Regions from separate parts of the Mus musculus genome. Here all the other regions are linked to region 5. The links are chromatin loops, found by intact Hi-C in ENCODE. Cell type or tissue: heart. All regions are shown on one strand. Region 1 has its middle 290 kb from the start of Pvt1. Region 2 has its middle 260 kb from the start of Pvt1. Region 3 has its middle 48 kb from the start of Gm38563. Region 4 has its middle 280 kb from the start of Gm41333. Region 5 holds the start of Myc (myelocytomatosis oncogene). Region 6 has its middle 31 kb from the start of Gm41336. Region 7 overlaps 4930449C09Rik (RIKEN cDNA 4930449C09 gene).

Region 1 (4,000 bases), 340 kb after region 5:
GATCTGGTAGATCTGGGGTCTCATCTTTGCTTTTTCACTTGTGGCTTAATACATTCTTTGAGTTTCATTTTCTTCTCCTCCCCCTCCCTCTTCCTCATTCCCCACTTCCTCCCTTCTCCTTCTTTCCATCTTTCTTTGTATGAGGCATGGGTGTGTCTATTGCACACTTGCTGTAATGCACATGTAGAAGTCGGAGGACAACCTTGTAACATCTTACTTAATTTCCCTTTGGGCTAAGTATGGCAGCCTCACTGGCCCATGAGAGTCTTGACTTTCTTGGATTTCCATTGCCTATCTTGTCATAGTAGCACTGAGATTACATATACACGTTCAAACACTCAGCTTTTTACTTGGGTTCTGGGGATTTGAACTCAGCTCTTTGAATTCACGTGGCAAGCAGTTTACAAGCCTGAACTTTCCCTGCAGCCTGAACTTTGTTTTCTGAGCTTCAAGATACTACAGTTGGGTGAACAGATTTTAGTACATCCATGTAAGCACACATAGGGCAGATATGGGCTCAACTGAGAGACTCTGTCTCAAAAGATAAGGTGGAGAGTGATCAAGAAGGACTCTCAACATTAACCTAGGGCCTAATCATGCAGATGGCACCGTTTCTTGGCTTTAGTTCCAGGCCTGTTTAGCAGCGGAGAAGTTGAGTTGACCAATCATACATGTATTCATTCCCTTCCTGCCCTTGACTAGCTGCTTAGAAGTTCCTGCTGCCTTGACTGGTTCACTGGCCTAGAAGTGAAAGCTGGAATACTACCATCCTCCTCTGAGTTTCTTTGGTGATCCCATCACCAGGAGCAAAGCAGAATAGTGGGGATAACAGTTTCCTAGGAAATGCTGGAGAGGCATTTCACACGGGAGGAACCCAACATGGAAAATCTAAGAAGAAGGACAAGATCGTCCCAGGAGGAAGCCTTGACTTACCCAAGGTCATATATGATGGGTATGAGTGAACTCCAGAAGTGACACTTCTTCTGTTGACGCCACATTTTGATTCTTCCTTAAATATAGTGACTATGTCACATAGTCTACAACCAACACTGTGCTGGGATCTGCCAATGTCAGTGGGATTATGAGCCTGTCTTCTGACCTCATGCTTCTCTACTTCCTCCAGAGTTTGAGACTATAAAGGTCACCTTTACATTCTATGTCTTTCGTCTTCCTGAGCTTGACCCTCTGCTTCGGAAGACGCATGCTTAAGCTTGCCTAGAAACCCTCATTGCACAGCCCTTTAGTTGCCCCTTCTGTATGACTCTCTTTGTAGACAAAACCACAAACCCCGATGGGCAATTAGAGATTTTCAGTGGCAGCAATTTGGGATGATTTTGGCTAATTGCTGTCCTGTGTGAAAGAGTGGACATCGTCTTTGACAGCTGGCCTGAGCAGTCAGCAGTGTGTGAGGAGAGTTTCTCTTCTGACTTTGAAAGTGGTGGTGGGGGCAGGGTGGGCAGTGACCTGCTGTAGTCAGTCAGAAATGTTGTGTCTGCCTTTAGCCCTGCACTGGCAAACCCCTGAGCTCTGGCAGACACTGCACAGATTAAATAGGCTTTAGAGTATGCAGAGTTATATTCTCACTCACAGTTTAGCAAGTTTAACAAGGGTTGCTACTTTGTCTCAGCTGAACTGGGAGGATCCCTAGACAAGAAAAGGATGGGGAGTTTGATGACCTCATTATTTACTCTCCTAACGTTTGTTGGGAGTAAATTGTGTGGCCCCTTACTTCCCTCTCTCCCTCCTTCCTTGTTTTCTCCCTTCTTCCCTTCCTTCTCTTTTCTCTTTTCTTTTCTTTTCGTTTCTTTTCTTTTCTTTTCTTTTCTTTTCTTTTCTTTTCTTTTCTTTTCTTTTCTTTTCTTTTCTTTTCTTCTCTCTCTCTCTCTCTCTCTCTCTCTCTCTCTCTCTCTCTCTCTCTCTCTCTTCCTCCCTTCCTTCCTTCCTTCCTTCCTTGCTTCCTTGCTTCCTTGCTTCCTTGCTTCCTTCCTTTCAGTTATACTTTTCTGCTTCAGACAACCAAGCACACCACCAGAGAAAGAGGAAATCAGTTTCCATTCTTACTTTCTTCTAAGGGTAAAAGAATGCACTGGTTTCCTCCCATGGGATCCCTTTCCATCTCTGCCAGGGTCATCAGTGGGGTGGTGTTAAGTGCTGTGCGAAGGCTGGGAAGGTTCTTGTTGCCACACTCTCTGCCTGTGGTTTGTGTCACCTCTGGGCACTGTCCTTGTTCTCCTGAAAGCCGTGGTGTTTACAGTGAATGCAGCATGCTGGGATCACACTGTGAAGCTGTAGGGGGTGTCTGAGTTCACATGTCCTGCATTCCAGGCAAATGTTTTTAATATTGAGCAATGCTATGGTTTGCCAGGGTGAGGTCTGTGCTATTGGAATGCCACCGAAAAGGAAAGTCCCGGACAGATAGTGACTCAAATCATCTCCTCCACTCACAATCCTCGGGGCTTTAATTCCTACTCAATTCCCTCATGATAAATACAGCTCCGTGTGCTTACTGACCGCACCGCTCTTATTGGTTCTGATAAGTACAACTTTCCAAGAGATAGGGACGCAAATTGTCATATTTTGTTGAGTCATGTGTGCTCAGCAACTCTTTCCCAAACATTGCATCAGTAATTGGCAGCTCCCTGGTCTCTGCTGTATGACACTCTATGCCCAGGAAAAGCTCTATCCATTTCATGAAAGAAAGAAAGAAAGAAAGAAAGAAAGAAAGAAAGAAAGAAAGAAAGAAAGAAAGAGAGGAAGGAAGGAAGAAAGGTCTCTCTCTGCCTGGCTGTGATAGCCTGCTCTTAAGGAAGCTGAACCCCCAAGGGAGCAAAGACAAACTGCATTTTCAGATAAGTTAGAAAACTATGGCTATTTTACTTTCCACCTCCACTGGTCTCCTAGCAACAAGACAGCTGATGACTTCTACCAGGAAAAGGAAGCCTGGAACTTGGGGGAGCCCGTCTGAATTCTTGCTCGCAGTCTGATTTATTTGAAGCTTGGCTGCATTCTTGGGTGTGGAGACCCAGAAGTCCAGTCATCGGGGCATTCCCTGACCTTCACTTGACCTCCATCAATGCACAGATAGAGGGAAAACAGATGAGAGGTGCTTTCACAAGATTTCTTTCACAAGAATCTGCTTGGTGGGGAACAGATATTTCCTTTGATTTGAGGAAGGGCAGTCGAAAGCCTGCCTGTGACATGGAATGAAATCTCAGAAAAAGCAAGGAGCTAAGTGGGTATCAGAAACCAGGGGTCCTACTGGTGTCAATCTCTCCCTGAGGAGTTCAGGCAGGGAGTTCTTGTGCCCTTGTTCTTACATAGTGTTGATATTCTCAACTATAAAGTAAGGGGATTGAAACAGATGTCCTTTCAGGGTTGTAGGCCTCTATGTGTTCTTAAATAGTTTCCCAAATATACCATTATATCATCAGCCTTTCTGATTGTCTGTCTGTCTGTCTGTCTGTCTCTCTCTCTGTCTCTCTCTCTGTCTCTCTCTCTCTCTCTCTCTCTCTCTCTCACACACACACACACACACACACACACACACAGAGAGTCACTACATGTTGAGCAAGAATCCAAACTCAGGTGTGGCTCCTACCCTATTCATACAGCAGCAGCTATGTGGCTGACATCCGTGTCTTGTTAGATGGTTTTACTATCAACCGCTATTAGCCTGTGGAAGTAGAACTGGGAGATTCTTTTAACAGAGACTTAAGTTGTACTCTGCCTTTTAACATCTGGTAGACTTAGAAATAGGAATAAGAGCCTTTGAGTAGTTGCTACAATGTGGATTAGGAACCAGTGAAATGATGTGCATACTCAGTGCCTGTTCCATAGTAAGAGCTCAGTAAACAAGGAAGGGAGCTGGAAAGACAGACAGACAGACAGACACACACACAGATTTGTTCTAGGTCCCTGGAGTGTAGGGACTTGTCCTAATTGTCCCCTCACCTTGATATATTGTGTGGCACACAGATCAGAACTAACTTCTTTAGCCCAA
Region 2 (4,000 bases), 310 kb after region 5:
GGAACACCAGAGGAATCATTTGTCCAGGGTGGCCAGTGATGGGAGTTGGGCCTAGATTCAACATCTGTTAGATCTTGGAAGCTTGCTGAATTATTATGCATTAATGGCCCAAATCTGGTCTACCAGATGTGTCTTGGGACACATAAGGAGTCTGGGGAGGTGTGGTGAGACTATCTGAAGCTTAGGGTCCAGTCTTTTTTCATGGAAAGAGCCTTGCTCTTTCCTTTCATGCATGCTGTGTGCAGGGACTTTTCCTGAGTCGTGTTAAGATTTGGCCACTGCACTAAGATATAGGGATCATCACCCTCACTCTGCAGAACAGAAAAATGAGTCCTAGCAAGGCTGGTCACCTGCAAACCTAAGCCTAAGTCATGAGGTAGATTTGAGTCTGTGTCACCCTAGGTCTTCAGTGTGGATTCTTCTATAAGACATCCTTTAGGGTTCTTAGGGCTGTGTACGTCAATCCCATTTTGTCTGCCATTTTTTTGGGGAAAACCAACAGAAGATGAAGTTAGAGCCAGAAAGGTGATGCTGTAGTGATAATGAAAACATCAGTCACATTAAGCATTTTTTTTTTAGGGGTGGAGGTGGGGTCAGGACCACCACTGACAACATTTTGTGCAGGACTAGCTTCATGCAGAGGATATACCCATACTGATTTTCATACTATTACTCCTCCTCCTCCTCCTCCTCCTCCTCCTCCTCCTCCTCCTCCTCCTCCTCCTCCTCCTCCTCCTCCTCCTCCTCCTCCTCCTCTTCTTCTTCTTCTTCTTCTTCTTCTTCTTCTTCTTCTTCTTCTTCTTCTTCTTCTTCTGGTTCAGGTTGCTACTGCATCCCTTCAACTGAGAGACCTCTTCAGAACTTTTCATAATCTTTTGATGGGAAACTGGGACATCCAGACATCAGGAGTATTTTCAACGCCCTCCGGTTGTGTTGGTAACACCTGCTCATGCATCATACTTCTTCACTGCTTCAGATCCTTACATTTTCTCCTCTTTTTTTTCCTGTCCCAGGACCTTTGTTCTCCATCTCTCCATCTTTGCTAACAACCCTTACCCCCAACTACTGGCCCCACATGGCAGCTTCCTGCTGACTCTTCAGTCCTTCACCTCAGAGTTTTCTACCCAAAGAAACCTTGATAGGACTCCTGTTTGCTTTCCTCTTCTATAGAGTCCTCAAAGAACCTAATCTATTTTTAGTTCTATCTTAGTTTGCCTACTCAGTGCCTAGTTTCTCTCTCGAGCTGTGTACTTTACAAGGAGAATAGTGGTTCCACAATCAGTCACAGTTTGGCCCTGTGTCAGGTTCTCAGAAAGTGAATATCAACATTAGATGGGAGGATTCAGCACTAAGCAAAGTATGGGAAAAAGAAAGCCCAGGAGTGAAGAAACGATTATTATCCTTTGGGGGACTTTGGGAACGAGGATATATATAAGGCAGGGTTTGGGAGACAAAGACAGCAATGTCTGCAGGCACAACTCTGAAGACCTGTGTACTTTCTAGCTTAGCCATTCCTGCAGTCACAGGTTCCCGTGCTGCTGCTGGGGCTGGAATGAAATCTCTGGGGATCTTAACCTTGCTTGCTGGGTGCAGTTGCCATGGAGGCTGCAGCCCAGCTGGAGCTTTTCGGAGCTGGCAGGTGGATCAGCCTGCAGCATTTTTTTTTTTCTTGCCTGGACCCTGGCAGCTCTCAGAGTTTCAAAGCTGGAACACGCTGACCAGAACACCATGACCTTTGGCACAATTTCCTCCTGTCTTCTCTTCTGCTCCCAAAGCAAGGGGGAGGAGCCCAGCTTCTTTGCTCTGGCTCTCGCTCCCTGCAGGACAGGTTTGTTTTAGGTGCAGGGAGGAGAGGAAAGGAAGAAAGAAGGGCACCCAGGTGGCTGTGCTGTGAGCAGCAGGGGTGCCAGATGGCTTTCTACCCTACTTGGAACTTGAGTCTTTGGTAAAGTGTGTCAGCCCATTCGATTTTTCTCACTTCAAACTCTGACTCTGTAGCCTGCTATAGGCGTAGCTGCCTGGACCCTGGCGAACTCAGATTAGGGTAACCTTCTGCCTTGCATCCTTGCCATCCAGCCTTTACAGTGCCACCTCCTTATGGATGAGCTGGATTTAAGTGGCAGTTATTAAGGACTTGCTGAGCCTTCGCTATTTCATCTTCAAATGGGGATAATAGAAAGTTTCTAGCACCATTTAGAAAATTAGAGTTAGTATGCACAACAGGCCTGGCATAGGCCGCAGGAATCAATAAATGACAGTTGACATCATTATTATACACCTCGTCTCATTTATCTTCATAGATTGATATCACTGCTTTAAAAATAATTTTTAAATTACACTTATTTGTGTGTGCATGCATGGTGTGTGTGTGTGTGTGTGTGTGTGTGTGTGTGTGTACCTGTACAATATGCCATGGCATAGTTGTGAAGATTAGAGTACAACTTGTAGAAGTTGGTTCTTTCCTTCCACCCTGTGGGTCCTGAGGATCAAACTCAATTTGTCAAGTCTGAGGGTTAGTGGCTTTATCTCCTTGGATGTATTTTGTGGGTGTAATATTATTAATTCTTAGCTGGGGAATATAGGTCTAGGAGACCCTATGGCCTCTATTTTCAAAGCTCAGAATAAAAAAATAAACATTCCTCCATTTCCAAGCTCTTTCTCTATGTGAACTTATAAACACCTTTCACTTTGTTTAATATTAAATTCCTCCTACCTGGTGTTTATTGCTCATCCTCTATGTAACTGACACAGGGCCAAGCTATGATGATCTAGCTATGAAAACATCACTGAACTCACCCTCATAGAGTGCATAGAGGTAGTGAAATTGTAATCATGAAGGAACTAAGGTAGAACTAAAAACCAGAATGGGTACTAGGAGGGAACAGAACAGTGGTAGGAATCATGCCTGTTCCACTCCATCTTGGACTCTTTTTATTTTTTCTGTCTCCCACTTTTGCCTTGGCTTACTTCCCTAAGAAATGGAAGTCCAATATAGTTTATGCAATTGGCTTCTAGAGTAAGTTTTGGGTTCTCCCAATGTCTATGAAATAACATAGAGTAGAAAGCACTGCCCGCATCTGTAGAGGATCTTACAAGGTGTTCTTATGTTAGTCATCTGTTTTTGAATTCATAGTCTCCCTCTGTAGCTGAGGATGTCTGCAGTTTCATAGGAGGGGTTTATTCCCTGTGAGTTTAGGCCTTATTAGGATATGTCTTATTTGAGTGGTGGGCAAATTTCTGGGCAATGTGCTTATGAGGCTGGCTTTACTCTCCACTCTACAATTTATGAGCTCATTCTGCGCGTCTCTCTTTGTCTATAAAATGAGGATAATTACAACAGTATGATAACAATTTGTAAAATCTGCTCATCACAGTGCCTAGCATATGGGAGAATTTGATCAATAATATATGGTAGTATTGGGCTCGAAATACCCATTTTCTGATGTTGGCTTTCCTTCTTTTTGGTACGGAACCTGAATAAATTTGTCTTACAGATATCACTAGAGAATACCAACAAAACCCCTTATCTCTTGGGTACTGGGTAGGGGTGCAATGTCTTAGGATAGATAAACAGAAGCAACAGGGCCCAAGGGGTGGTTTCAGGACCAAGGACAGTATCCAGCTTGCTCCCTTGCCCTACTATGCTTCTCTGAGTAGGACAGCCTCTATCTCCACACCTTCAACAAGCTCCTTAGCTCTCTGCACCTGTCCACAACCCTTCCTCCCATGTGCTTTTCTTCCTCTCATATGTTAAAGACTTCGATCGCAGCAAGAAGTATGGAAGATACGGAGTCCCCCTATGCCATTATCACTCAGCTCTAGCAGGCACTGACATTCTACAATTATTTCTGCACTTGACTTTTCTTAAATGAAACAGAGCCATGGGTCCCTGTCTATCACCTTTCTTCCCAGAAGTGACCTCAGGTCTTGCTTCTTTCATCACCTCCAGTCCCCCCTCATCCACTCAAGTCCTCCACACTTAAAAGAAGCAGACAGTGCT
Region 3 (4,000 bases), 870 kb before region 5:
GGAGGAAAGAGAAAGGGGAAATGATGTAATTATTATTATAATCTCAAAACTAAAATAAATTAATAAAACCCAGCAGAACATCAAACATCTTAAGCAAAAACTGAGAGAGCCAAAGTTATAAAAAGATAAAGCCACACTTGTAGTTTGGGACTTCAACATCTTATCCAAGACAAGTGACAGGACTACTGGACAGAAAGCCAACAGGTATGTAGAGAGAAGTCACCTTACCATGTGAAAGAGCATCAGAAACCAGCCTTCACTGAGCTCGTCCTGAAGGGTGAAAACCCAAATGCTCGCTGAGATCATGTTTAGCCAATCATGTTGAGATTTTATGGGTATCACTTTTTTACATTACTTAAGGAGATACCATCTCATAGCAAATCCCGTGATCCTCTGGCTCGCACAATTATTTCCACCCCATCTTCCTCAATGTTTCTTGGATCTTTGGTGTGAGGGTTATTTTTCAGATGTTTCCACCTGGCCCAGGTGTCATACTATGTTTTGATTGCATGCCCCTTCTCAAATGGTCTTGATCTATTGCAAAGGGAAGATTCCTTGATAAGGGATGAAGTCTGCAGTTATTGAGCTAGACCAGAAGTTTTCAGCCTGTGGGTTGTGGTGCCATTAGGGTTGAGTGATCCTTTCACAGGGGTCACCTAAAATCATTGCAAAACATCAGGGAAGGAAGGTTCTGAGAGGAAAGTGTGAAAGTGTGTTAGGAAAAATTCAGCGAACAAGCACAGCTCCTATAGGTTTAAGGAACACCAAAAGACTTCACAGATTGAAATGCAAAACAAATAAATGAAATATGGTGGAGGTTTTGTCCTTAGCCTGATTTTCCAGATTGCTGCTCTCTGTCTTGGCCTTTGTTTGCCTGCTTGCTCAAAACCATCCCTCTCCATCTGCTTTTCAATCTTTTTGTTTTCAGTGTGTTCAAGGGTCCATCATAGCACAGACTTCTGCATATTGTAGTTCTCTGTTTATGGGGCTCTGTTCTGTGAGTGGGGAATGAAAGTATCTTGAACTGATAAACTGGGAGCAAAGACTTCTTCCTATTTGTAGAAGGGGAGATCACCATTCCACTAGTGAACTAAGTCCTGTCAATAAGCAAATGCTGCTGTGTCAGGGCAAGCTAAGCTTTCTTGTTGGTTGGCTCTGTGCTTGTATGTGTGGCAGTATGTATATTTGGTGTGTGTGTGTGTGTGTGTGTGTGTGTGTGTGTGTGTGTGTGTATGTGTGTGTGTATGTTCTTGTGTGTAAGGGGTGTGTGTTCACACAGGTAGGTATGGAGGCCACAAGACAATCTTTGGTGTCCTTTCTCAAGAGCCACCAACTTTGGTTGAGGCTTAATAAAAAAAGAATACTGCAACAATATATTTGTGTACATATATGTATGAGTATACACACACACACACACACACACACACACACACATATATATATATATATACATGCAAATGACAACATTCAGGAGTCAGTTCTTTTTCCACCATGTTGTTTCTTGGGATTGATCTCAGATATTCACACTTAGTTGTCACACACTGTGGCAACTGTCCTATCTCCATAGCCCAGGATAGCTCTTTCAGTGGCTGGTGCAGGAACCACAGACCACAGATTCTTGGCTAAATGTGCATGTATCTAATCATAGTAACAAATCTGTGATCATCTGGGAACTCCACATCCAGTTCCCTCTTTTGTTCGGCCTCAGGAAACAAGCCCAGAGTGGGGCCTGCATTCCACCATGTAAGTAGGCAGGGTGAGAGCTGCTGGCCTTGTAGATACGCCATTACCCCCACTCCCAACACTAAACCCCTAATTGACATGCTCAACAGCTGTGCAACACTGCTGCCCACATCCATGAAGACTTTAATGACTGTTTTCAGGGTTCCCTGGCCTGTTAATTGTCCTTCTCTTGTTACTCAGCCCTCAATAAGATAGCTGACATTGTTTATGAGTCCTGGTATTCTGGTTCACAAAGAGCCCTAGTCCCAGACTCATAGACTGATTTGCTGGAAGTTGGATAGTGTCTGGCATCTCATGCTACAAAGGAAATCATATTCTCCCAGGAGTACCTCTCTGGCCACCCGCTGCTCACCCTTTCATTCATCCACATGGGTCTGGGCCCCTCCTTGTCTTTCTGAGCTGTTCATAATACTAGCAGCTGCCTCCAGCCAGATAATTTCTCCTTGTTCTGATGCTCTTTTTTCTTCACATTTTCCCCTTTCCTTTAAAAAACAAAACAAAAATACTAAAATTTTTACCTCCCTTCAACATTTTTTTCAGTGTTCCACCAAGAGATTAAATCGCCCTGGGGTGACAGGAGCCACCAGCTGTCGCTGTGTCTGGTTTCCTGTGATTGTCAGTGACTTCATTGAAAACGTATGTGTGATCTTTCAACATGTTTCAAAGTCAGGAAAAGTGAAAGCCTGCCCCTGCAAAAAGCTTTCCTGATGTGTCATGGCATGCACACATAGCCACGATGAAACAGGAGCTCAACACAGGCATTACTGCATGACTCCCTGGCCCCTCTGCTTCCCTCTTTCCTCTTTAGTAGCCAGATTCCAAAGTTTTACTGCACAAAGCAAACAAAACTTCCCACTGTGCCCACAGCAGCTTCTGAGGAAGGCAGAAAGTGGAAGAAGCCTTTCCATACACTCTGGGCCTTACCAAGCTCCATCTGTGCCATCAGGCATTTCTTCCAACTACTATTCTCAGAGTAAGCTTAGCTTGTTCTAAATTCTTGCAAGCAGATACTTGGATATGGTCTGACATAGAGCTGCTTTCCCCAAGCAGCTTACAGTCTAGCAGGGGAGTGAAGCCCACACAAGCAACAAGAATGGCAGAGTGATGGTTATGGTCAGGACTTAAGTCAGGGCCTCTTATTTAGTTTGGTACAAAGAACAGCTTAGTGTGTATCTTTGGAAAGCAACTGATTGTATGATGGCATTTGATTCATGGAGCCTTCTTAAGCCTCCCCATGTCCAGTCCATTTGCTGGGTATTGTAATTAAATGGTCACTCTATTCACTCTATGTTCACCTATTCACTCTGCCCTGCCAGACTGGAAATATCTGTAAATATTTGAGTAAAGTACTTGCTCATCTGTCCCTGACAGAGGATGAACGAAGAGGTATGGACTTAAGGGAAATGGTTCTTAGAACCAGAAGAGCTTTATGGAGTATGGAGGAAAGCTCTGCATAGCTGCTATTGAATGATGAGCATTAAAAATGTAGAAGTCAATCACTGGGGTCTTATGTGTACCTCCAAGAATCAGCTCCTATCATCATGGCTCCTCTGTTGTAGAGCTAGAAGACATAGCCAGATGTTAACAATGATGAAACTGTCCTCTGATGGATGGAATGATCTTCCCTGCCTGTGCTAGAGGCCAATGGTAGAGCTAGTAATTGCGAGTCAGGCTACAAGCGTTCTATTCACTAGGGATCATGGAGTTACAAAACAACAACAAAAAAAGAAAAGGAAGGAAGGAAGGAAGGAAGGAAGGAAGGAAGGAAGGAAGGAAGGAAGGAAGGAAGAATATTCCAGGGGTGAGATCAGGCACTGCAGCAAAGATGTAAGAGCAGAAGTGTAAGAGCTGGGCTTTGAATCTGGAATTTCTTAAATCAATGTAATACCATTGGGCTGAGGTTAAGGGCTGCAGAATAGCTTTTGATGAATTTTCCCTGCTAAGGCTTCATTTTTGGTCATTACTGATATTCTGGAAGGAAGATTGTTTTCAGGAGAGAAAAAAAAAAGCCAAGAAATAAAATTCCATGTAAAACAAAAAAAAAAATCACGAACCATTTTGAAAACTAAAACTCTATAGTCAAAAAAAGGAGAATTACACAGTTTGTATAGAATGTGAGAGAGAAGTGCCCATAGAATAGAAACTTTGTATTGCCTACTGGACCTTAGTGCAGGGCATGGTTCACAGACATCCTCAATGAATATTTATTGACTGACTGGGTGGGGAAATGAATGAAGAATATGAAATAAATTGGATT
Region 4 (4,000 bases), 410 kb after region 5:
GCACTGCAAATCATTTTTCTTGAAGTTAACAAATACCGACAAAGTGACCTCGTTCTGTCTGAGGAGGAATACAACAAATAAACCAACAGCAACAAAGCGCTAGTAAAAACTGTACTGCAGGGTAAAAAATACGTTGAACAAAGCTTTTCAGTGCTGCAAATGTTTTACTCTGGAATCTAGTTATTTAAGACAATTTTGCTGAACAGTCACAGAGTGCTTGCAGAATGGTCCAGTCTGACATCAATTCATAGTGTCTGAAGGTGAGATGTGGAAAGGAAAAGGGGTTAAATAGGGGAGAGAGATGAAGCAAGTGAGAAGATTGTATGCTTAGATATGATAAACAATTAAACCTTTGTGGGGACAAGGAAGGGTAGGAAGCAGTAGTGTTCTGTGAAGGTGTGCCATTCATGTGGGGAACATAGTTGATGAACTTTCTTTGAACTTTGGGAGGGGGAACAAGGATTAACAATGACAGATGTTTCAGAAACATAGGGAGAGAGTACAAGCAGCCATGAAACACAGTTAGCATTGCTGAGTTAGAGGGCAGGATACTTATGGAGGACAGAGACTTGACTGCAATTTAGTTAACCTCAAGAATCAATCTTACATCTGTGTGGCATGGTACAAACTTCAGCCTACAGAGATTAAAAACAAAATTGTATCAACACCCAGGCATATATCCTACTATGATGACAAACATTAACCTAACCGGGGTCTTGTTCTTCCTGGCATACTGAATGACAGAAAACACATAATACTGTTTGACGAATAGTCTATTTTTATTCTAGTTAGTATCCATATATACAGAATGGGTTAGCAAAAGAGACAACACATATATTTATAAACTAGCCTCCAAAAACACTTATCTATGCTGTCCAAAGAGTAGACATAAGAATAGTCCAAATGAGAGGGGCCAGTAAAAAGTTACACTAAGCACTGAGGAGGAACACAATCTTAAAGTCACTGTTTCAATTAGAGAACGGAATTAAATCTCCAACGTCATGGAGAAAACAGTGTTTATAATGTTTCAAATCTTAATGTGAAAATGATCTGGAACGTCACAGAACTAGTAACAAATGCAAGGTAAGACGGGGCATGATAGGGAAAAAGAATGTGATAAACTCATTGTCCAATGGAAGAAGCAAGGGTCATGTCTTTGTAATGTGTTCGTAGCTTTATTTTTGAGGTGTATCTCTAGGTTCTGTTCACTAAGATGAGCATTTTTCTAATACATAATGAAAGTTGAAGAATATAAAAACTAACAAGGAAGAAAGCCCTGGAAGGTAAGTTATATCTGAAAAATAAAAACAACAACATCATCATTATCAACAACAACAGCCCCCCCCCCAGCAGCAGCAGCAGTAACAGCAGCAGCAGCAGCAGCAACAGCAACAACAACAACAACAACAACAACAACAACAACAACAACAACAACAACAACAACAACAAAAACTTTGAAAGCCATGTGAATTTTAGTCTATAAGAACCAACTAAATGTTTAAATCTATACTTCTGAGACAATAATGCAGATGGAGTTTGGGAGGTAACTGTGGAATCTCAAAGATGTCTACTCTTCTTGGGAAAGGTGAGCCACCACTATTGCCTATTTGGTCATGGTATAAAAGGTAGGAAAAACAGCCACAGAGCAACTCAATGTTCCTCATGATTCTGTAAGGTGACTGAGAAACACCCACTAGAATTCAGTTACCTTATAATAGAGATACAATAAGGGACTTTCCTTTCTTCAATTATTCCTCACCTCTGGGCTTGAGCTTTGGTATGCAGCAGCAGATGTTCGAGTCTACCCTTCCTAGTTCATGCTTCCTCATGAGGAAGATGTGGGTAAAAGACTTAGCTCAAAGACTCTTGCAGAATTCAAAGGCAGGGCTGTCCAGAGCTCTTAGCAAGAGATGTGGGAGGTACTTGTCACTGCTAGGTCCTTGTTTTCAAAGAACAATGAGCTAAATCTATCTAAACTCGGAGGCCTGTGTGCTAGGTAAGCTGTCAATGGAATGGTTCTCTGGAGAGTTTGTTCCTGATGTATTTCTGGAAAGAAAGAAACTGGGACCGAAAAGGGAGGTGGTGCTTATATCCAGAGAGGACCTAGGGATCTCATCTCTATTCAGTGCTCTGCTGTCATTGTAATTAACAGGCTTTCCTACCTTGAACAATCTTTTCTTAACACAATTCCCAACTACCTGTACAGTATATTGGGAGAGAAGCCCCTTCTATACTTACAGTTTCAATGACGATGGTTATTGATTTTTCCTTTAATAACTAACTTCTACATCTCTTTCCCCAGGAAGGAAACAAACCAAGCTATTTATGGCTCCCTCTTCATTTAGTTGCATAAGAGCAGTTCTTCTCGGGAAGGGTGCACTTCCGTACTTTGGGATCCTGCAGTCTAGAAAGGGAAACTCCTCTGATGAATCACTGACCAAGTCAAGGCTTGGCTGACCTCAAGTTTTCAAAACTGTGCCTTCTGCACCACATTCTTTGGGAAGTCTTCTCAGATTTCTCAGTATGTTGGAGTACCAACCAACAACACCCCTTCCTTCCTTCTGCCTATGTTCTTGCCTGTATGTGAGAACTCTGCCTCTGGGCCAGATTTCCTCAACTTTCACTAGAAAGTCGTGAAGAAACAATGGCCTCTATTCTTAGTAGCTGTAGTGGAGCACATGCAGGAGGTATGGGATGTTGCCATTTGCTTCTTTTTGCCCATGTTGAGGTTTATCTGTGTCCACACTGCTTCCTGAGTTCCTGCCATTTCAGAGTCCCTTGTCATTATGAGCCTATACAACAGTTGTGCTTTTAGTTTCCTGTATTAAGGTCCTTTCTTCTTGAAATATGCAGAGAGCCCAGTTTCTTCACATTCAGACTGTGAACCACCCAGCTGAATGAAGAGCATTGTTCTGAGGCAGTCCTTTTAGTACCTCCTTGCTGTTATCACCACAATCAGTAGCTTCAATGTTGAACCCCGGAGTGTGAAGCATAGCAGGAACTAGGAGTGTTTTATTCAGCTGCTGAGACACACACAAACACACACACTCATTCACAAACAGACAGAGAGACAGAAAGACAGAGAGATAGAGACACACAGAAAGAGACAGACAGAGACAGAGAGAAGCACCCCAGTATCACTTACATGGCAATTAGGATATTTCAAGCCCAAGTCTAGCTTGGTCTACAACTTTTATGCTTATCTGGGCTACATAGTAACCTCCTGTCTAAAGAGAACTCAAAGACTGAGCTCAGAGTAGAGTGTGTGCCTAGCATTTGAGAGGCCCCGTGTTCTATCTCTGACACCACAGAAAAAGAAATGAGAAAAAGGAAAGAGGCCTTTAGGGCCATCAGGAGTTGGTGGCTTCCCCAGACACATACTAGGAGCTCAGCAAAGGCCTCCTAGGGGGACCACAGCAAGGGGGGAACGAGGCTAATGAAACCAAGAGCAGTAAGTCAAGGATGCTGGTGAGTCATTTCGGTTCCACAGGGTTAACCATCTAACAACTATTAATCATTGGGAAACCAATTAAATTTCCCAATTCTTGCCACTTGATAACCATGTTCTGGTTTTGTGAAACTTGCCAACAATCACCAGTTAAAAAGGAGGGTGAGAAGAACTTAGCTGGATTCCCCGCTGTTGCAAGTGTGTAGCATATGGGTCACCTTCCTTCAAGTGATCATGCAATTGATGCTTTGTCACCTTGGAGATCCATGGAGGAAGGTGCATGAGTCCATTTTCTATTGAGTTGTATACATATACATATGCTTATATGTATATATGCAAATATATGTGTGCATTTGTGTGTATGTATGTAAGTATGTATGTACAAACATATGTATGTATAAATCAATGTGCATCTTAAACCAAGTGCTGGCAAAGTTTATCCTCAGAGGCAGAGAGTAGGTATATACTTTAGCTGTGGTCATATGTTCTGTGCCCTAGGTATTGTACTCTGCCTTTGTACAAAAGCCTTTTGCAAATCAATGAGTATAACTG
Region 5 (4,000 bases):
AAACTCTAATTCCAGCACTACAAACCCTGAAGCAGTTTTTATTTTAGTTAGAAGCCATCCTAGGCTACCTTCTCAACAAGAACATTCCAATCACTACACTTTATTGACAAGATTATAAACTTGTGGCTTTCCTGTCCTTTTTAAAGTATTTTTTAAAATTTATTTTACAATGAAGTGGTACCCTTTCATTTCCTAATATGTAAAATGGGGATGTCCCCTACCTTCCTGTTACTTAAAAGCAACACCCCGGGTGATGTCATCAGGCTGGGGTACAGTACGGGCAAGTCCCCAAACCACAGGCTATTCCGCTACCTGGGTTCCCACACCTACACTGGACCGGCATGATTTGGACGTAAGATCTTAAAATAATCCATAATTACACCTTTTCAAAAAGGACCTTTTGAGGGTCAGCTCTACCCACTGTCATATCTGTTGGTGCTGTCCTGTGTTTAGGGAGAGGCAGAGAGAAAGCGGGTGTGCGCAACCTCTAAGAGAGTAATAGTAAAGAGACAAGCCTAGGAAATCTTCCCCAAGAGGCCTTTTGGGGAAGGCTATCCCCCCTTCCGTGGATGTTGAATACCTTGCCTGTTGCTCAGATGCAGTCAAGCATCTGATGATGCTTGAGGCATGATGCTGAGACCACTGTGTAGGTTGGTACAAATTCCCTTTCTATTATACCCACCCTTATGCAGTTATTTGGGTTTAAATTTTCAACGTTTTAAAAAAAAAAAAAAAAAGTATTGCCGGGCAATAGTGACGCAGGCCTTTAATCCCAGCACTCGAAAGACAGAGGCAGGCAGATCTCTGAGTTTGAGACCAACCTGGATGGTCTAAGGCCTTGAACTCAAGAGATCTATCCACCAGCTTGTATCCCATTTAATTGAGTGATTTGTTTGCTCTCTCTCTCTCCCGCTCCCCCTCTCTCCCCCCTCTCCCTCCCCTTTTTCAGTTCTTTATTTATATTTGAATATTATCTCTCTCTCAGATGTGTACTTGGTGACGGTCTTTTCTACAAAGGATTATCTGTTTCATGACACGCCATTTATTAATCTGCTTGTCCCTGGAGCTTCTGTACAGTAGCGTGACCTGATCCTCTAGCTTCTCCATCCCAGATGATTGGGATTCAAGGCATTCATCACCACGCCTACCTAAAATTCCAACCTTTTAATAAAATGGCTCTCTAAAATATTTTGGCAAAGGAATCTCACTCTTTCTCTTCACTAATATAGTTCAACCACCCAATTCGTAAGCAGTCGGGCTGAGGGTGAGCATCCTTAAGAACATAAAAGCAAAATTTGGAGGCTCAAGATTCAGTTTAGTTGCTAGAGGGCTCACATAGCATGCCCTCCCCACCCGGGATTCCATTCTCATTTATCGAGGCATAAGGCCAGGTGTGGTGGGATATGTGCTGGGATGCATAAGATCTTTTATAAAGAAGAGGAAGAGGAAAAACAGTTATACAAAACTAATAAAACTGTGTGAGTTTCAGGCTAGCAAAGAATAGTCGTGAGAATCTCTCTCAAAAAAAAAACCCCAAAATAATAATAATGATAATAATGATAATAATAATAATAATAATAAAACAAGGCAATAATAAGCTAATGCTCCTGCCTTGCATTCTGACTCCTTTTGCCCAGTAAAATTCAATGCTCTGCTTTGACACGTCCAGCTTACAACACGACAAAGGTGTGAGACATGGGTGCTAAAACTTGTTCTATTGCCTTTCCGTTTCTGTTAGATCTCCTTCACTTGTATACCTGTGACTCATTCATTTTCCCCATCCACAACTAGGGCTCTGTTTTGGGTGACTGTCAGAAAGTAGGGATGGGTTCATCTACTCCCCCTCTTTGCAACTGAATAGCCACCTCTGAACCATTTTTTTCTCTAGTAATTTCTCTTCCTTTGCCTCCTTTGCAGCCTAAAAGAGTCATTTAAAGGATGACCGGAAGCTTGTCTTAGGCAAGGAAGCATCTTCCCAGAACCTGGAAACCCTGCAGCCCTGCCCCCATCCGACCTCCGCCCTCGTTGGCTTCGCAACGCTGTGGTCTCTGTGGCCAGTAGAGGGCACACTTACTTTACTTTCACAAATCCGAGAGCCACAACCCGGGTGGTGGGGGGTGAGGGGGCGGGGAAAGAGTCTCTGCAGCAAAACGCAGACTAGGGATTGGTGGCTCTTGGTGTTTGAGGCAAAATCCTAGAGGCTGTAGTCATTTTGCAATCCTTAAAGCTGAATTGTGCAATGAGCTCGATGAAGGAAGATACTATCATTCAACAGCTGAATCCTAAATTGCAAACTCAGTGGCTAATAACAACTTTGAACAATGAGCACCTTATACACGCTACTGTATTTTCTTTTCTTTCTTTTTTTTTTTTTTTTTTTTTTTTAAACCGGGTAGCAGTGAGAGAGGTTTCTTTAAGTGCCTTGGGGCGAGGAGTCCGGAATAAGAAGACTTCTTTGGGTTTTAAAGTGTAGGATAAGCAAATCCCGAGGGAATATGCATTATATAATAAATCTAGAACCAATGCACAGAGCAAAAGACTCATGTTTCTGGTTGGTTAATAAGCTAGATTATCGTGTATATATAAAGTGTGTATGTATACGTTTGGGGATTGTACAGAATGCACAGCGTAGTATTCAGGAAAAAGGAAACTGGGAAATTAATGTATAAATTAAAATCAGCTTTTAATTAGCTTAACACACACATACGAAGGCAAAAATGTAACGTTACTTTGATCTGATCAGGGCCGACTTTTTTTTTTAAGTGCATAATTACGATTCCAGTAATAAAAGGGGAAAGCTTGGGTTTGTCCTGGGAGGAAGGGGTTAACGGTTTTCTTTATTCTAGGGTCTCTGCAGGCTCCCCAGATCTGGGTTGGCAATTCACTCCTCCCCCTTTCTGGGAAGTCCGGGTTTTCCCCAACCCCCCAATTCATGGCATATTCTCGCGTCTAGCGCCTTGATTTTCCCCACCCCAGCTCCTAAACCAGAGTCTGCTGCAAACTGGCTCCACAGGGGCAAAGAGGATTTGCCTCTTGTGAAAACCGACTGTGGCCCTGGAACTGTGTGGAGGTGTATGGGGTGTAGACCGGCAGAGACTCCTCCCGGAGGAGCCGGGTAGAGCGCACCCGCCGCCACTTTACTGGACTGCGCAGGGAGACCTACAGGGGAAAGAGCCGCCTCCACACCACCCGCCGGGTGGAAGTCCGAACCGGAGGTGCTGGAGTGTGTGTGTGGGGGGGGGGGGGAATCTGCCTTTTGGCAGCAAATTGGGGGGGGGGGTCGTTCTGGAAAGAATGTGCCCAGTCAACATAACTGTACGACCAAAGGCAAAATACACAATGCCTTCCCCGCGAGATGGAGTGGCTGTTTATCCCTAAGTGGCTCTCCAAGTATACGTGGCAGTGAGTTGCTGAGCAATTTTAATAAAATTCCAGACATCGTTTTTCCTGCATAGACCTCATCTGCGGTTGATCACCCTCTATCACTCCACACACTGAGCGGGGGCTCCTAGATAACTCATTCGTTCGTCCTTCCCCCTTTCTAAATTCTGTTTTCCCCAGCCTTAGAGAGACGCCTGGCCGCCCGGGACGTGCGTGACGCGGTCCAGGGTACATGGCGTATTGTGTGGAGCGAGGCAGCTGTTCCACCTGCGGTGACTGATATACGCAGGGCAAGAACACAGTTCAGCCGAGCGCTGCGCCCGAACAACCGTACAGAAAGGGAAAGGACTAGCGCGCGAGCAAGAGAAAATGGTCGGGCGCGCAGTTAATTCATGCTGCGCTATTACTGTTTACACCCCGGAGCCGGAGTACTGGGCTGCGGGGCTGAGGCTCCTCCTCCTCTTTCCCCGGCTCCCCACTAGCCCCCCTCCCGAGTTCCCAAAGCAGAGGGCGGGGAAGCGAGAGGAGGAAAAAAAAATAGAGAGAGGTGGGGAAGGGAGAAAGAGAGATTCTCTGGCTAATCCCCGCCCACCCGCCCTTTATATTCCGGGGGTCTGCG
Region 6 (4,000 bases), 1.8 Mb after region 5:
TAGTTTTTTTTTTTTTACAATGTTGAGCCTCTTAACAGATATTAGGTGCTCAGTAAATATTAATTGAATGACTTAACATGTGGGCACATAGCTTTTAGAGACATATGAAAACGTGGGCATAGACCTAGATGGTGATTTTTAAAGTATGTTGACAAATTCCTTGGTACCTCCATCTTTTTAAGAGATGAAACTTATGTGAGAGATGCCTCCATAACCTGCTCCTAACCCATCAACAAATGTGGCTTAATCATAACGGATCGATATTCCCCCCACCCCGGAGAATCATCTCTGGAACACCATTTCTGCCTCAGTGAAAAAAATCTTCAGTTGACTTTAGTCTCTGTCAGCATCTGATGACATTTACCTAGAAAACCCCAAGCTAAAACCACCCAGCAGATCCACTCTCAAATTCCTGGCCCACATTAAGAAAAAGAAAGAAGATGAATCAAATGCTTGTAATCTTAAGCCACTGTGTTCTTCGTGCCTTGTCACATAGCAATTAAGACAGTAAAGACATCCTTCTTCTTTTTTGGAGACAAGTTAGTTTATGAGTGAACCCCTTAAGAACAAAGGTTCTGTCTTCTTGTTCACCTGACCTGGTGTGTTCAATTAACACTGGGAACAACTAGCTTAAATCTTTACGGATATCTGTATATACTTGTTTCTCACACAAAGAAAGTACAACTCATTAGGCCGTCATCAACGGGAATATTAGACAGGCTGGAGAATTCCTACTAGAATTCCCACTACCCTCCTCCTTACTGAAGCAGGTAGAAATTAGACAGGTTCCCGGGTAGACAGAAAGACAGGGAGAGGCTAAGGAAGAAGCCGGCCATCCTGCTGTGTCTCTTAGTCTCTGTCCTAGTCTCTCAGAGCTACAGCTAAAGGAACTCAAGGCCTTAACCTCTGAAAACTCAGGACAGCTGGCAGAGACCCTGCTTCTCAGCAGACTAGGAATCACAAGATGGTAAGGCATGACAATCCTACTTGGGATCACTTAGAAATTGTCACTGTGGCAACATTGTCAGCCCAACTCAGCTTCACAAACAAACGCTGACCAGGCAGCCTCAGGACCTTTCCGACAGACACTCATCCCGGCCTCGTGTCTCCACTGTCTGCTTCAGGACTGGTTGCATACACATCCTCACATACTGAACAGTGAACCAAGTAGCAAGCCAAGGCAAAGCCCAGAGTTCTTCTAGCAGATAGTGTATGCCTTCTGTATGCTGTGATACATACATACATACAGGTAAAGTGGGATCTAGCTAGGAATGTCACTTATCACCCCTCCTGAGGGAAAGACATTTCTTTAAAGTGTGTTCAACTGCCCAAGGATACCTTTTAAAAAAATTAACCTTAACAAAACACACACTCAACTAAATTCAATGCCCCAGAAATGAAGCAAGTCTGTCTTCTACCCATTGCTTCTGCATCTCCCTGTTAGCATTGACATTAGGTTCATAACAAGCCTCAGGTTCGTCCGTGCTTAGTGATCCTCAGCAGCACTAGGTGCTGTGCTGGGTTCTCCTGGGTGCTATGCTGGGTTATCTATGCCTTTTTACTTATCTTACTTAATTTAATCTAGTAGATCAATGGGCTAGGATGTAGTTCAGTGGTAAAGCATTGATCTAGCATGCATAGAGCTTGAGTTGAGAGAGAGACAGACAGACAGAGAGACAGAGACAGAGGGAGAGGGGACGAGGGAGAGGAAAAGGGAGAAGAAGAGGGAGACTGATTTTGAAACTCAGAAAATTTGACTCATTTAAAACCTGTCTCAAACCCATTCCCAAACCCAGGTCCTTCCAGCTCACTCATGGGAGGCAGCTTTTCAGTATTTGAACACTCTTCGTGTTCTCACCAAGATACTGAGTCTTGGCATTTTTACCATTCATGCTTTCTTAGGTATCAAGCAAGGTTCTAAGATGTGTAGAAGGATTTAATGGCTGGCTAACCTCATTGAGAAGTATTTCCTGGCTTACTGCAAGGCAGTGAAGACTTGTAGTTGCAATCTTTGCTCAGCATGAGACAATCTGATTTATCGCATGACCCGGAATAGTTCCAGCATAAGCAGCCAACATCGCACCAAGTCATATTTTCTAAAATATTGAAAATAGTTTCAGGTTCCCCATAACTCAGGTTTTCCCTTCAGAAATGTTTGAAGGAGCGAACACAAGTAATGCAGTGTTTAAGAGGGAGAGCCTACATGAAGATGGAAAAAGAGACCAGTGTGAACAACTCTGTCTTGCCCAGTTTCTCCATTCCCATTCCACCTTAACCCAACAGGGAGGGAAGAGAAAGAGGTGTAAGGGGAGAGTGGGGGAGGGGAGGGTGCCCACAAACAGCTTGCTGCTGGACAATGCTGCCATCTGCTGGCGACAATTGGAATTTCACCACACAATCCTGCCAGTCTTTCCATTGATCAACCCGCAATGATATAATCTTAAATACCCATAAATTGCCTTTAAATCGCCTCCAAGCCAGTCTAGTGTTGTCATACTTGCGGTCACAACTGGTGCTCCACATCTGGTCTTGGAACTGTCTTCAATAATCCAGTTAAAAAGAGGCAAATTAATAGTAGAAATCAGAAAAAGAACATTTGTTCCATGTAGCTTCACTGAGAAAAGGAACAAAGAAACCAAGCAGAGCCCCCAAGTCTGCCTTTGAGACCCTAAAGTGAGGGTTTATTTAGCTTACTGGTTACAGTCCGTCGTCAGGAAAGCCAAGGTAGGAATTCAAGGCAAGAGTCTGAAGGCAAAAACCTAAGCAGAGACCGAGGAGGAATGATGCTCACTGGCTTCCAGCCCCTGGCTTGCTCACCTACCTTTCTTATACAACCAAGGACTACCTGCTCAGAAGTAGCCCTGCCCACAGTGGGATAAGCCCTCCTACCTCAATTAGCAATCAAGAAAATGTTCAACATATGCCTACAGGCCAGTCTGATGGAGGCAGGTTGTCAATCGAAGTTGCCTCTTTCCGGGTATGTCAAGTTGGCAAGCAAGACTAACCAGCACACTCCTTTCTAAGCGCTTTGCTTTTAAAAGACACTATACAGGGTCTAGGCAATGAGAAAAGTTCCAACATCTGCTTACTGTCTGCTCCCTTCCGGTGCTTCTGTACTATCTTAGTCAGGGTTTCTATTCCTGCACAAAACATCATGACCAAGAAGCAAGTTGGGGAGGAAAGGGTTTATTCAGCTTACACTTCCACATTGCTGTTCATCACCAATGGAGTCAGGACTGGAACTCAAGCAGGCAGGAAGCAGAAGCTGATGCAGAGGCCATGGAGGGATATTACTTACTGTCTTGCTTCCCCTGGATTTCTCAGCTTGCTTTCTTATAGAACCCAAGACTACCAGTCCAGGGATGGTCCCACCCACAATGGACCCTCACATCCTTGATCACTAACTGAGAAAACGCCTTACAGCTGGATCTCATGGAGGCCTTTCCTCAAGAGAAGCTACTTTCTCTGTGACAACTCCAGCTTGTGTCAAGTTGACACACAAAGCCAGCCAGTACATATACCCAGTATCCCTCTCCTTGGATAAAACATGAACAGGTCTCCCTGGGCCACAAGGAATCCAAAACTGGCCACCAGCAAGCCCCTTTCCCAACACCTCTAACTTTACCCATGTGCTTCCCAGGGCTGCTTTCTAAATGGCTGTAGGTGGAACACTCCCCATGTCTAGTCTGCTGGAAGCCTGTGGTGGTTTGAACTGGAATGCCCCCCCCCCATAGGCTCATAGATTTGAATGCTTGGTTAACAGGGAGTAGCACTACTTGAGAGGGATTAGGAGATATGGCCTTGAAGTAGGTGTGGCCTTGTTGGAGGAAGTATGTCACTGGGGGGTGGGCTTTAAGGTTTCAAAAACTCAAGCCAGAGCCAGTGTCTTTTCTCTTTTTTTTTTTTTTTCTGCCTTCAGATTTGGATGTACAACTCTCAGCTGCCGTGTTTGCCTGTGTACCACCATGCTTGCTGCCATAGCGATAAGTTTCTGAGACTG
Region 7 (4,000 bases), 1.7 Mb after region 5:
GGGCCTAGATGGAGTCCTAGAGCTAAAGCACAAATCCCACATCCTAACAAACACCTCATCCTGACCCAGAAGCAACCTCCAATTGGTAGGCAGTTACAAATGAAAAATAAGTTTTCTCCAAAGGGAAGCAAGCTACTCCTAAGAGTAGGTCGCATGCCCAGCAGTAAATAAACAATGAATTCAGTGGTGTCTTTGAAGGTCCTAGTCTCATAATGCCATGTCAGGGAATTGTTTTTATTTTATCTTATTTTTTCTAATCTTATTTAATTTATAGTTTTCATCACTTTTTAACCCTATAGGTCATAGAAAAATAGATGATGGATAGGTATTTCAGATATATATAAATTGTGTGTGTGTGTGTGTGTGTGTGTGTGTGTGTGTGTGTGTGTGTGTACATTAAACCAGTTTAGTGTTTTATGGGATTTCTGAGTGTGCCAACAAGTGGGTCTTTGCATGTATGTCCCTTGTACCTTTACTTGGGCTATTTTATTTGTTCATTTAGTCCTTCTCTGATTATCTTAATTATCTTTGTTTTATTAGTCCTTTGAAACCTGTTCATTTTGTAATGAGAGACAGAAAGGGGGTGGATCCAAATAGAAGGGGAAGTAAAGAGGAACTGGGAGGAGTAGAGGGGGGAGAAACCATATTCAGGATATATTACATGAGAAAAAAATCTATTTTTAACAGAAGGGAAAGTTTATGATATATTATTTATATATATATTTATTTGAGATAACTCATTTAGTCTTACAAACCTATAAAATACATTGTTACCAGAATTATTTAAATAAATTTACTAAGAACATTTAAAAGGGGGAAAAGCTAGCCTGCTCTTGGTCATGTGGTAAGAAAGGACTCTCTATTCCTAACCTTTTCTTTAAAAAAAAAAAAAAAGGTTAACTTTTTAACCTGCCTAACTGCTAATGAGTATAGTCTTATTTTTGGAGGGATGAAAACCATTCTCAAATTAATTGTGATGTTTGAACATCTCTGTCAAGTACACTAAAAACCACTCAATTGTGTGTTATAAATGAGTGAGTTACAGAAGTTACAAAGTATATTACAATAAATTTTTATTTTTGTTATTTCATAATTTGTTTTCCAGTCCAGGTCTCACTGTGCAGTTCTGGAAGGCCTGAAACTCTTTGTAAATTAGAATGATCTTGAACTCACAGAGAGTCACCTGCCTCTGCCTGCCTCTGCCTCCGGAGTGCTAGAATTTCAATAAATTTTTCAAAAAGAGAAAGAACACAGGAGTCTGCCCTGGAATGTGGGTTTGACTCCTGGCTGTGCAACCTGGCGTACATTAACGTACATTTTCCATGACCCCTCCCCTTCTCTGTGAGTCCAGTGCTTCCTCTGCAAATTGGGTTAAAGCAACATCTCCTACAAACGGGCAGTTGGGAAGAATTATTTTTAAAGTAATTTAGCAGCTCCCAGGATATACAAAGCCATGTGTAAGGATACTGCTCTGTTTCAGCTCTGCATTCCAACGGTTTGGTGTTATGGTTAAGTGCCTGATTCAGAGGAAGTAGAGATGATTTCTCGTGTTTGTAACTCGGCCAGGCACAAGCAAGGACATGAATGCAGGACATATCTGCTGGCAGGCTTTAGTCAGTCAGAAGACATGAAGGTTTCCAGTGACTTGGTTTGAGTTCTAGTCACCACCTTGCAACATGGTTACCCTAAACACAAGTCCTTCACATCTACCCCAAGTTTTGACTGTCTTAATCCAACTCATAAAACTGACAGTTTCAGATCTATCAAACTCAAATGGTTTGTTTCAAACATGAAATAATTAATGCCACGGATGTCTTTTTTAAACTGCATCTCTCCCTCTCAGACATGGGTTTTGCCCTAAAGATGGTCCAGGTGTCTCTTTTGCTCTTGAATCCCTCTCCTCCATCCCCTTCCACTCCTTGCTCGTTCATCTGTACATCAAACACCTAAAACGGGTGAGAACTGAGCCCGAACCTCGAGAAAAAGAGTAGCTGAGCTCCGGAGGCCAGTAGATCTCCTTCTATGTGCACAGCCTGGGGTATGAAGTCCTAGCTAGTGCTTGTCCTTTCACTTTGGTTCCTTGCTAGGACACAGAAGATACATGGAGGCAGTAGTGGCCTGTTCATCAAGCCTTCCAGACCTCCAGGTGGGAAGATGGAGGTAGGTGAGCCCAGCCTGCCAACCACCAACTCTGAAAGCCTCTACTGCCATCTACTGACCAGTGGGGGAATTCATGGGCAAAATGCCAAGAAGGTGAGTTCCTCAGTTAAAAGTTTTAATAATCAGTTCCTGCAGCCCCCCACCCCATTTCCTCCCAATGAGAAAATTCCCAAGCCCTCATAAGTAAGGGGCTTCTATGACACCATACCATCAGTCGTAGCAGCCTATCTCCCCTGCACCCAGATTGGCTCTGCCCACCTACAGTTCTTCCATTTGAAAATAGAGCCACACTAGCCTGTAAGAAAGATCCAAGACTGGGTCTGCATTAATATTTGCTTTTCAGCCCAGAGCTCAGTGCCACAGGGCCAGCAACGCCCTTCAAGGACAAGGTTCTGAACTAATCATTTGAAAGTATTTGCTGGGTTTTGGTTTGTTTTTTAGAATATGAAGATACCAGGTTTGTTCACACACACACACACACACACACACACACACACACACACACACACACACACACACTCCTATAATCCCAACACTTAGGAAGTTGAGCCACCAGGAAGGAAAATCTTGAGTTTGAGGTTAGATTGGGCTACAGCAAGACTCTGTGGTGTGTGTGTGTGTGTGTGTGTGTGTGTGTGTGTGTGTGTGTGTGTGTGTGTAAGTGTGTGTCAGAAAGACAGAGGTTGGTGAAGTGGGAGGGAGAGAAAAAAGAAAGGCATAAGGGAAGTGAGAGAGGGAGGGAGAGAGAATGGGCCATGTTTATTATACTTTACAACATACTTTAAAGTTTTTGCCTTTACATGCTAAGTAAATTATTGATTGCATTTTAAGTGACCCTGTTCCTCCTAAAATTGATACCTTTTTAAAAGAATGCTGACTTTCAAAAGGGGACAAACAGTATTACTTGCCCAAAACAAAAATCTACTATAAGAATAAATACCCTGAAATACAAAATAAATTAAAATATTACAATAAAATTAAAATAAAGCCATGTATAATACCTCTTTTTCCTGTTTGAAGGAACCATTGTTTACTAACGGGAAAGAAATGTCTTCCTCCCAGCTAAGAGTAAGACAGATGTGACAAAAATACAGCTTTAGGCAGCTTCCATGTGCAGCCCAGTCAGTCTCTGCTGCTCATGCAGGCCATTTCGCTCCGCATCCATTTTCTGTTTCTAGACTCACTACTAAGCTTGGGGAAAAGAGGGGAAAAACCTCTCACCAGGATCTTCTGTGTTCTAAGTCCTAAACCCAGGAACTGTGGGTTCTCTGCCAAATTGTGAGAGCATACTGCGCAGGGATGTGTCCAGCAGGCACATTTACAAATGACTAAGAGCCGCCGGCATTCTTGTGCATCGTTCCAGCTTCACCGGTTGGCTGGTATGCCTGTTGGAATGGTAGTGTGGCAATGTCATCTCTTTGAGAATCCCCACCCCCACCCCTCCTACAATCCAGTCCCCGCTCCCCTTTTCTGCTTCCCGCAGGTGAGTGTCACCAGGCTGCCTGCTCAGAACAGTCTTTGGCAAAATCCTAGAGCAGATATGAGGGTCCCTGCACCAAATTCACCTGGCAACATCCTCTTGTATCTCACTGGCAGCTAACTGCATGCTTGAGTGGGGCTATCTTAATTAAACAAAGAAGGTTAATGAGCAATTGCTCCTGAATGCTCAGCTTGTGTGTCTGGATTGAAAATATGCAGGGGTCTACTTAAAGAATCAAATGGAAGCAAGCTAGTTAGCCAATCACTATCCAAAGCAGACCATCACCTTCAAACCCTTAAAAGAAAGTTTCTTTTAAAACCAATTACCACATCTTATAGTCAATGTGAAAATGTTTATTTT

Evidence for each region. A loop is a pair of places that touch in the nucleus more often than their neighbours do. Peaks named below come from ENCODE experiments on the same cell type or tissue, not always from the same donor. Only the 100,000 strongest peaks of a DNase experiment are listed, where the experiment ranks them.
Region 1: a loop joins it to region 5, with 7 times the contacts of the local background. A loop is called at or near these places in 13 of 42 quality-filtered maps.
Region 2: a loop joins it to region 5, with 2.6 times the contacts of the local background. A loop is called at or near these places in 5 of 42 quality-filtered maps.
Region 3: a loop joins it to region 5, with 4 times the contacts of the local background. A loop is called at or near these places in 4 of 42 quality-filtered maps.
Region 4: a loop joins it to region 5, with 2.1 times the contacts of the local background. A loop is called at or near these places in 4 of 42 quality-filtered maps.
Region 6: it touches region 5 in a loop (5-fold over the local background); 8 of 42 quality-filtered maps call a loop at or near these places.
Region 7: a loop joins it to region 5, with 2.8 times the contacts of the local background. A loop is called at or near these places in 7 of 42 quality-filtered maps.

The regions. Positions count from the first base shown.
Region 1 is chr15:62,326,205-62,330,204 of GRCm38, forward strand. No RefSeq gene overlaps it. Among named protein-coding and RNA genes, the nearest start is that of Pvt1, 290 kb to the left of the region's middle. In heart, a CTCF peak has its summit at 2,284; DNase peaks (open chromatin) are centred at 2,397 and 2,947; H3K4me3 peaks cover 685 bases; H3K27ac peaks cover 2,152 bases.
Region 2 is chr15:62,293,728-62,297,727 of GRCm38, forward strand. No RefSeq gene overlaps it. Among named protein-coding and RNA genes, the nearest start is that of Pvt1, 260 kb to the left of the region's middle. In heart, no CTCF peak of the experiment used is centred here; a DNase peak (open chromatin) is centred at 1,704.
Region 3 is chr15:61,107,232-61,111,231 of GRCm38, forward strand. No RefSeq gene overlaps it. Among named protein-coding and RNA genes, the nearest start is that of Gm38563, 48 kb to the right of the region's middle. In heart, no CTCF peak of the experiment used is centred here; a DNase peak (open chromatin) is centred at 2,420; H3K27ac peaks cover 542 bases.
Region 4 is chr15:62,390,126-62,394,125 of GRCm38, forward strand. No RefSeq gene overlaps it. Among named protein-coding and RNA genes, the nearest start is that of Gm41333, 280 kb to the right of the region's middle. In heart, no CTCF peak of the experiment used is centred here; a DNase peak (open chromatin) is centred at 2,446.
Region 5 is chr15:61,981,377-61,985,376 of GRCm38, forward strand. Myc (myelocytomatosis oncogene) reads left to right here and starts at 3,965. Exons shown (of 3, transcript NM_001177352.1): 1 at 3,965-4,000. In heart, CTCF peaks have their summits at 2,053 (motif pointing right) and 3,095; DNase peaks (open chromatin) are centred at 2,055, 3,065 and 3,845; H3K4me3 peaks cover 2,102 bases; H3K27ac peaks cover 1,580 bases.
Region 6 is chr15:63,769,420-63,773,419 of GRCm38, forward strand. No RefSeq gene overlaps it. Among named protein-coding and RNA genes, the nearest start is that of Gm41336, 31 kb to the left of the region's middle. In heart, a CTCF peak has its summit at 2,384 (motif pointing left); no DNase peak of the experiment used is centred here.
Region 7 is chr15:63,719,689-63,723,688 of GRCm38, forward strand. 4930449C09Rik (RIKEN cDNA 4930449C09 gene) reads left to right here. Exons shown (of 4, transcript NR_166778.1): 2 at 2,088-2,253. Among named protein-coding and RNA genes, the nearest start is that of 4930449C09Rik, 3.3 kb to the left of the region's middle. In heart, a CTCF peak has its summit at 2,216 (motif pointing left); no DNase peak of the experiment used is centred here.